Linked DNA regions of Homo sapiens: region 1 is linked to region 2. A link is an interaction called in ENCODE POLR2A ChIA-PET data of the cell type or tissue named here. Cell type or tissue: IMR-90. All regions are shown on one strand. Each heading gives the region's core, and the rest is flanking DNA. Links, peaks and the distances in the headings are about the cores only. Region 1 overlaps LOC124903881 (a long non-coding RNA gene). Region 2 has its middle 35 kb from the start of MAN1C1.

The links. Peaks named below come from ENCODE experiments on the same cell type or tissue, not always from the same donor. Only the 100,000 strongest peaks of a DNase experiment are listed, where the experiment ranks them.
Region 1: POLR2A ChIA-PET joins it to region 2 with 19 read pairs; 4 of 35 experiments call an interaction of 5 or more read pairs at or near these places.

What each region holds. Positions count from the first base shown.
Region 1 is chr1:25,235,713-25,240,008 of GRCh38, forward strand. LOC124903881 (a long non-coding RNA gene) reads left to right here. Exons shown (of 2, transcript XR_007065555.1): 2 at 4,292-4,296. Among named protein-coding and RNA genes, the nearest start is that of SYF2, 5.4 kb to the left of the region's middle. RefSeq lists enhancers at 3,081-3,867, 3,868-4,296, 4,195-4,296 and a silencer at 3,925-3,974. In IMR-90, for the core only: no CTCF peak of the experiment used is centred there; a DNase peak (open chromatin) is centred at 1,749; H3K4me3 peaks cover 194 bases; H3K27ac peaks cover 130 bases.
Region 2 is chr1:25,579,191-25,583,671 of GRCh38, forward strand. It overlaps a transcript of LDLRAP1 not described here. Among named protein-coding and RNA genes, the nearest start is that of MAN1C1, 35 kb to the right of the region's middle. RefSeq lists an enhancer at 2,360-3,208. In IMR-90, for the core only: no CTCF peak of the experiment used is centred there; no DNase peak of the experiment used is centred there.

The DNA of each region.
Region 1 (4,296 bases), core at 8-4,007, 340 kb before region 2:
AAAATAAAAAAATAAAAAAATTTAGCCTGGCGTGGTGGCGGGCACCTGTAATTCCAGCTACTCTGGAGGCTGAGGCAGGAGAATTGCTTGAACCGGGGAGGTGGAGGTTGCAGTAAGCCGAGATCACGCCATTGCACTCCAGCCTGGGCAACAAGAGTGAAACTCCGTCTCAAAAAATAAATAAAAAATAAGTGTGTCAATTCTAAAATTAAAAAAAATTTAAAAGTTTGCATGGAAAAACTAAGAATAGTCAACAGTATTTCTGAATAAAAAATAGAATCGCGGCTGGGCGCGGTGGTTCACACCTGTAATCCCAGCACTTTGGGAGGCCAAGGCGGGTGGATCACGAGGTCAGGAGATCAAGACTATCCTGGCTAACATGGTGAAACCTCGTCTCTACTAAAAAATTAGCTGGGCATGGTGGCGGGCGCCTGTAGTCCCAGCTACTCAGGAGGCTGAGGCAGGAGAATGGCGTGAACCCGGGAGGCGGAGCTTGCAGTGAGCCCAGATTGTGCCACTGCACTCCTGGGAGACACAGATTCCGTCTCAAAAAAAAAAAAAAAAAAACCACACAATTACATGTGGTTTTGTGCCTCTTGGATTTCAGTTATTGGGGAAGAGTAGTGCTTACATCCTTCTTATTTTACTGTTATTAAGAATCCTGGCTGGCACGGTGGCTCAAGCCTGTAATCCCAGCACTTTGGGAGGCCAAGGCAGGAGAATCCTTTGAGCGCAGGAGTCCAAGACCAGCCCTGGCAACATAGCGAGACCTCATCTCTACGCATGGTAGCCTGCCCCCGTAGTCCCAGCTACTCGAGAGGCTGAGGTGAGAGGATTGCTTGAGCCTGGGAGGTCAAGGCTGCAGTGAGCCCTGATCACACCACTGCACTTCAGCCTGGGTGACAGAGCGAGACCCTGTCTTGAAAAAAAAAAAAAAAAATCCTATTCCTGCCAGTAAAATTGGGCTCTATATTACCAATTTGTTTATATTGCAAATTAAAATCTGCAAGTCTGGACTTAAAAAAATGGAAATGTTTGTAATTAACTAAAGTTTCTGGAAGTGATAAGCAGTATAGAAAGGAAAGATGTGTGGTAAAAATTGCTCAACTGATTTTGTAAGGATTTATTAAGAGTATTCACAGGATTTTCAACATTGCTTTTCTGTGCAATATGATAATTTGTGTGATTTTTAAAAACTGGGCTGGCTACAGTGGCTCACGCCTGTAATCCCAGCACTTTGGGAGGCCGAGGTGGGTGATTTGCCTGAGCTCAGGAGTTTCACACCAGCCTGGTCAACACAGTGAAACCCCGTCTCTACTAAAAATACAAAAAATTAGCCAGGCGTGACTGCGTGCGCCTGTAGTCCCAGCTACTCGGGAGGGTGAGGCAGGAGAATCACTTGAATCCAGAAGGCGGAGGTTGCAGTGAGCTCAGATGGCGCCACTGCACTCCAGCCTGGGCGACACAGCAAGAGTCCGGCTCAAAATAAAACAAACAAACAAAAAAAAAACTGTTATGAACTGTATCATTTCTCTATTGTGGCATAACAAATCATCCCAAAACTTGGTACCTTAGCACAAATATTATTTTATTATTATCTCTCATAGGTCTGAGAATTGGTGTGGTTCTCACACAGGGTCTCTCATGCAGTTGCAGTCAGATTAGGGGCTGGGGCTGGAATCATTGTAAAGGTTTCCTCACTCAGAAGTCTTGTGGTTGATGTTGGCTGTAGGCCTGAACGCCCACACCTGGCCTCTCCATTGGCCTGGACTTCCTCAAAGCATGGGGGCTGGGTTTTAAGAACAAGTATCCCAAGAGAACTAGGTGGAATCTGTTTCACTTTTTATGACTTAGTCTCAGAATTCACAGTGTCACTCCCTCCATAGTCACAGATTCAAGGATTAGGGATACAGACTCTACTTCTAGATAGAAGGAGTGCCAATGTTACATTGTAAGACTAGCACATAGAATGGAAGATCTTCCAGCATCTAGAAAAATTCAATTAGACACATCACTTGTTCTGTTCTTTGTTAATAAATATGTATAAATATAATTTGAACAGACTTCTTATAAGACTCCAATTTTTTAAATTGTTGCCATGTCCTGTTGAAAAAGAATTTGTGCTACATATTTTCTGTCTGCCCTGTTAGAACTACTCTCCATTGGTCTCCATGTTCTGTGTCCCTGAGTGCTAGCCTGAATGAACTGCATCAGTAAACTCTCTTGCCCTCTACCTTCTTGGGTCCTGCCAATGCACAGTACCTACATAAGATCAGAGGTTTGGAAGAAATGAGGTCAAGGTATTTATTCCCTGGCTGGATTACGGATTTGGTATATTTCCGTAGTCACCGCTTATGTCTGAAGACTATCTTCTATCCCTCCTGTCTCAGCCTCCCGAGTAGCTGGGACTACAGGCACCTGCCAACATGCCCGGCTCATTTTTGTATTTTTAGTAGAGACAGTTTCACCTTGTTGATCAGGCTGGTCTCAAACACCTGACCTCAGGTGATCCACCCGCCTCGGTCTCCTAAAGTGTTGAGATTACAGGCGTGAGCCACCGCGCCCGGCCTAACCCTATACTTTCTGGATTCCCATTGCTGCTCCCTTCTTTTGCCTCTTTTGGGGTAGTAGTAGTGAGGGATCCCCCTGTTGATAGCGCTGGTATGCTTCACTCTGGTTGGTTTTTCTTACCCAGTCTACAACTTTGTAAACAGTCCCTTTATTAAGCTCTCCTTAATTACTTAGCATATGTAAGCCTAGTAACATAACTTTCAAAACCTGTAATTCTGATAAGTGATCTTACTGAAAATAATTTTATAATTGACTTTATTTTTAAAAGACAGGGTCTCATTATGTTATTTAGGCTGGTTTTGAAATCCCAGCCTCAAGTGATCCTCCATCCTCAGACTCTTCCTCTGAGTAGTTGGGATTACAGGCATGAGCCACCATGCCTGGTTTATAATTGACATTTTTGTATTCTTAAAGAATGTAAATACCTGTAATATTGCTCTATCAAATCATCTATAACATAGAGAAAATTCCTGTTACTCTGCTATATTTGCTTTTTTTTTTTTTTTTTTTTTTTTTTTTGAGACAAGGTCTTGCTCTGTTGGCTAGGCTGGAGGGCAGTGGCACAATCTTGGCTCACTGCAACCTCTGCCTCCTAGAGGATACTCCCATCTCAGCCTCCCGAGTAGCTGCGACTACAGGCACCTGCAACTATGTCCGGCTAATACTTCAATTTTGAGGGGCTGGCAGGGTCAGAGGTAGGGGACGGGGTCTTGCTCTGTTGCCCAGGCTGGTCTTGAACTCCTGGGCTCAGGTAATCCTCCCACCTCAGCCTCCCAAAGTGCTGGGATTACAGGAGTAAGCCACAGTGCCTGGCCAAATATTTGCTATTTTAATAGAGGTTAAGAAATGTCTCATTTAAATTAACTACATTAGGCCGGGCTCAGTGGCTTATGCCTGTAATCCCAGCACTTTGTAAGGCCTAGGTGGGCGGATCACTTGAGGTCAGGAATTCCAGGCCAGCCTGACCAACATGGTGAAACCCCGTCTCTACTAAAAATACAAAATTTAGCCGGGCGTGGTGGCGGGCGCCTGTAATTCTAGCTGCTCGGGAGGCTGAGACAGGAGAATCACTTGAACCCAAGCGGCAGAGGTTGCCGTGAGCTGAGATCGCGCCACTGCACTCCAACCTGGGCGATAGAGCGAGATCCGTTCAAAATTTGGGGTTCAAAAAAACCCCAAATTAACTACATTAAACAAGCAACTCCACACTTATGTAATTACATGTATGTAAGTGCTGCAAAGAAGAAAATGTAAAAATGTATGAAGAGCTGTAACAGAGGAAACTGACTTTTAAAGTGGTGAGCTGGCTTCCCTAAAGAAAGGCATTTAAGGAAATCTGAGGAAGGAGAGGGATAGTCTGCCTTCAGAGTTTTGTTTTTGAGATAGGTCTCACTGTCACCCAGGCTGAGAGGCTGAGATCATAGCTCACTTCGTCCTCGCGTCTCCAGCACAGGTCCGGGTTTCTCCACCCAATGCGCCTGCGCACAGGCCTAGCCCAGTCGGACGCAGCCCAGGACTGCCAGGGGTGGGGATTGCCTGGGTCCCCCAGGAAGGGCCGGGTTACGTCCGGAAAAGTGAGGCCCGGGGTTCCAGTTAATTGTTACCGGAAGTGGAGGGAAGCGTTGCCAGGGGAGGGCGGAGACTGTGGCTGACAAGATGGGTGGCAGGCCCTTCCCTGGGGGTATCGAGGTAGGGACGTTTGTGGCTACGTCTGTCCTAGAGGAG
Region 2 (4,481 bases), core at 173-4,172:
TTGCAAGGCAGAAAGACCCAGCTCCAGCACCCCACTCGATGAGGCCAGCCCTGAGAACAGCAGAGCTGGGAGTGAAAAGCACCTGCACACAGATCTGCACCAGGATCCACCTCCACGTGCGCAGCTTTCTGTTACTTGAGGCCAAATGCGTCCCACACCCTGCAGGGCTGCAGGGCAAGAAGAGAAGAAAACCCAGGAGCAACCCAGAGGAACTGATAGGATTTAGGCAGCAGGCAGAGGAAGAGGAGGCGGCGAGCTCAGCTGCCGCTGTCACGTGGTGATGCTAAGGGTCAGATTTTACATTTGGTTTTTCACAGACTTAATCCTGCTGCCATCAAAGATAAGAGAATTGTTTTCAGCACAGTTATAGAAAGTTCCTAGGCTCCAGTCCATGCCTTGAGCCAAGAATGTAGGGATTTAAGCTTGTTATTCTTTTTTCCTTGAATCGCCCAGTGCCACAGAAGCAGCTACCCCATCTCTGAAATCTTCGTGCCATTCATGTGTTCAATAGCAGTGTCGACTCAGACCCTCGAAGCTCTGCCTTCAATGGCACTTTTTTCCCAGATGGCCACAGGCCATAATTTAATTAATTAATATAACTTAATTAGCTGTTTCACCACTACATTACCACAGCTGCTAGATTCTCATCCCTGAACGCTAACTGGATTTTCCCTTCCTTCAGCTCTGACTAGACCAGATCATCATTTCCCCAAGGGTATGGAGCTCGAAACCCACCCCCTCCAACCAATTTCCAAACCCGCCAGGTTTCTGAGTTGAAAACAATGGAAACTGACCCTCGCTAATTTAAGCAGAAAGGAACTTATTGGAAAGACACCAAGGAGCTCAGGCAATCGGCTGGAGAAGTGGGCTCAGAGAGAGAACAGCTGTCGAGGGAGGCTGGCAGTCAGGACACAGGCAGGGTGTCCCTACAGAAGATGTCTGCTTCTGTCTGTTCTGTCTGTTCTCCGCAGATTCAGGGTAGGCTCCTGGTGGATGGAGTCGGTGTCATGCCTGCTCCTAGCTGACTAGGGTGAACATCAGCTTCTGCATGGGAAGACAGAGCTGTCTCCTGTAAGGTTCACTAGGCTCGAGGCCGGGCACAGTGGCTCCTGCCTGTAATCCCAGCACTCTGGGAGGCTAAGGAGCACCACTGCACTCCAGCCTGGGTAACAGAATGTCTCTAAAACAAAAAAATTAAATTAAAAAGGGGGTTTGAATGCTGAGTGAGAAAAAAACAAAACAAAACCAAAAGCTAGAAATTATTCACCTTGGCTAGACACTGTGCTAACATTTTGGCTTCATTATCTCAATTTAATCTTCACAATTATTATTATTTTTGAGACAGGGTCTCACATTGCCCAGGCTGAAGTGCGGTGGCACAATCACAGCTCATTGCAGCCTTGACGTTTCTGGGATCAGGTGATCCTCCCTCCTCAGCCCCCCAAGTAGCTGGGACCACAAGTGTGAGCCACCATACCTGGCTAACTTTTTAATTTTTTTTTGTAGAGATGGAGCCTCACTACATTGCCCGGGCTGGTCTCGAACTCTTGGTCTCAAGCAGTCCTCCTGCCTTGGCCTTCCAAAGTGCTGGATTACAGGTGTGAGCCACTGCACCTGGCCCACAATTATCTTTCAAGAGGTGTTGCTTTTATCAACCCCATTTTATAGATGGGGACCAGGCTCTGAGTTTCTTCATCAGTAGTAACCCCAGGCTTTGGGGTACTGTGAGAACCCGGCAGGACACCATGAATCCCGGAAGGCTCAGAACCAGGCTCTGGAGGAGTTTCCCTAAATTGAGGCCAGCCTTAGTCTGTTGGCCTTAGCAAAAGCAGGAAGGGCCTGTCTAGACTGAGTACTTCCTAATTCTAGATGTTACTGCCATTGGCCTGCTTGGGGGCCGGTCCTGGACCAAGAGGGTGCCGTGCTGGGCTGGAGAGCTTCTCACCAAAAGCAAATGGGGTGTGAGGAACATGTGTTCTCTGCCGGGCCTCAGCACATGGGCATTCTGTCGTGATGCTTGCTGTAGCCAGCAGCCTGGGGCGGGGGCACTGCTGAGTAAACTAGGAGGGCAGCTGAATTCTGAGAAGCAGAGAGGTAGGTATGGGCCCCTGGCCTCTTGAGCCAGGGAGAGGAGAGGGTTTCTGAAAAAGAGAGATACCAAACAGGGCCCAAGCACTGACACAGGAGACTCCTGTGATGGTTCAGGTCTCCCCCATCAGACCAGGAGTTGCTGAATCCGGGGTGGTCTGTTTCCCTCTTCAGGCTGGAAGCTCTGAAGGGCAGAACTCTCGCTCCTCTGACACATCGGGAGCTCCTGTGTGCAGGGCCCTGTCTCCCACCTTGGGCTGAGGCTTCTAACGGCAGGGCGTCTCTTCCCTCCAACTAGGGCACCTGAAGGGCTAAGTGTTCCAAGACAGCAGTGTCAGCAAAGGCTGCGCAGATTTGAGGAGTGGGACCGGCAGAGCTGGATGAAACCTGACTATGCTGAAGGGGAAATGGAGACCCCGGGAGGGGCAGGGACCTGCTGAGTGCCTCCCCCAGGCAGTAGCTGACCTGGACCGCATCCCGGTACTCCTGCTGAGGTAGGAGGATTTGGGGTAAAGAGACAAAGTGTGGCCTTAGGAATACAGCCCCCAGAGCCAGGCAGGAGGGGGCAGCCCCGTAGGGCTCAGGTTCAAGCATGAGGCTGCCAATACTGCCCCTTGGAAGCGCCTCTGTTGTTCTGTCCTGGATGTTTGAGTCCTTGGCCAGCTTCCTGGGCAACGGCCTCATCCCGCTGAGATGGACAGATGTGCACAGCTGGGGGAGGGGCTTGGTGAAATCCAGCCCCACCCAGCGCAGGCCTGGGCTTCCCAGGGGTGGAACTTATCTGGGTTCTGGTCCTGATCTCTGCCTTGGCCCTGTTGTGCAGCCCTGGGCAGTGCCATGGCTTCCCCTTGGGCCTCAGTTTTCTTGTCTCTCAAATAAGGGAAGCTCTTCATTCTTTCATCAGACATTGACTGAGTTGGTACGTCCTTGGCCCACTGACTCCAATATTTGGGGATGCATTATCTGGTTCTAAGATACTTCCCCCGCTCTATTTTAAAATTTATTTCAAAAAATTATGGTAGAATGGTCTGGGCGTGGTGGCTCACGCCTGTAATCCCAGCACTTTGGGAGGCCAAGGCGGGCAGATCACTAGATATGGAGATCGAGACCATCCTGGCGAACACGGTGAAACCCCGTCTCTACTAAAAATACAAAACTTAGCTGGGCATGGTGGCATGCACCTGTAGTCCCAGCTACTCAGGAGGCTGAGGCAGGAGAATCGCTTGAACCTGGGAGGTGGAGGTTGCAGTGATCCGAGATCGTGCCACTGCACTCCAGCCTGGCGACAGAGCGAGACCCCATCTCAAAAAAAAAAAAAAAATTACCATTTTGACTTTTTAAAGTATACAGTTCAATGGCATTACATACACTGACATTGTTGTACAGCCTTCCCCACTGTCTATCTCCAGAACTTTTTCATCACCTTAGACTTGAATCCCCATCCTTTTAAAAATAACAGCTTTATTGTGATATAATTCACATATCATACAACTCATTTAAAGTATACAATGAGCCGGGTACGGTGGCTCACATCTGTAATCCCAGCACTTTGGGAGGCCGAGGTGGGCGGATTACCTGAGGTTAGAAGTTCGAGACCAGCCTGGGCAACATGGTGAAACCCCGTCTCTACTAAAAATACTAAAATTAGCTAGGCGTGGTGACGCAGGCCTGTAGTCCCAGCTACTTGGGATGCTGAGGCAGGAGAATCACTTGAACCCGGGAGGCAGAGCTTACAGTGAGCCGAGATCGTGCCACTGCACTCCAGCTTGGGGGACAGAGTGAGACTATCTCAAAAAAAAAAACAAAAATTCCATTCCACTCTCTTTTTGTTTGCATGGTTTCTGAGAAGTTGGATATAATTATCTTTGCTCCTCTGTAGGTGAGGTGTTTTTTTTCCTTTGGCTTTTTTGGGGATTTTTTTTTTTTTTTTTGGTGGAGTCTCACTCTGTTGCCCAGGCTGGAGTGCAGTGGAGCCATCTCAGCTCACTGTAACCTCCATCTCCCAGGTTCAAGTGATTCTCGTGCCTCAGCCTCCCGAATAGCTGGGATTACAGGAGCCTGCCACCATGCCTGGCTAATTTTTTATACTTTTTTAGTAGAGATGGGGTTTCGCCATGTTGGCCAGGCTGGTCTCGAACTTCTGACCTCAAGTGATCTGCCCACTTCAGCCTCCCAAAGTGCTGGGATTATAGTCGTGAGCCACTGAGCCCAGGTTTTTTTGGGATTAAAAAAAATCTTTGGTATTCTGTTGTTTGCAAATAATATGCTAGGTGTAGATTTGTTATTGTTGTTGTATTTATCCTGCTTGGTATTCTCTGAGCTTCCCGGATCTGTAGTTTGGTGCTTGACATAAATTTGGAAAACTTCTGTTATCATTGTTTCAAATATTGCTT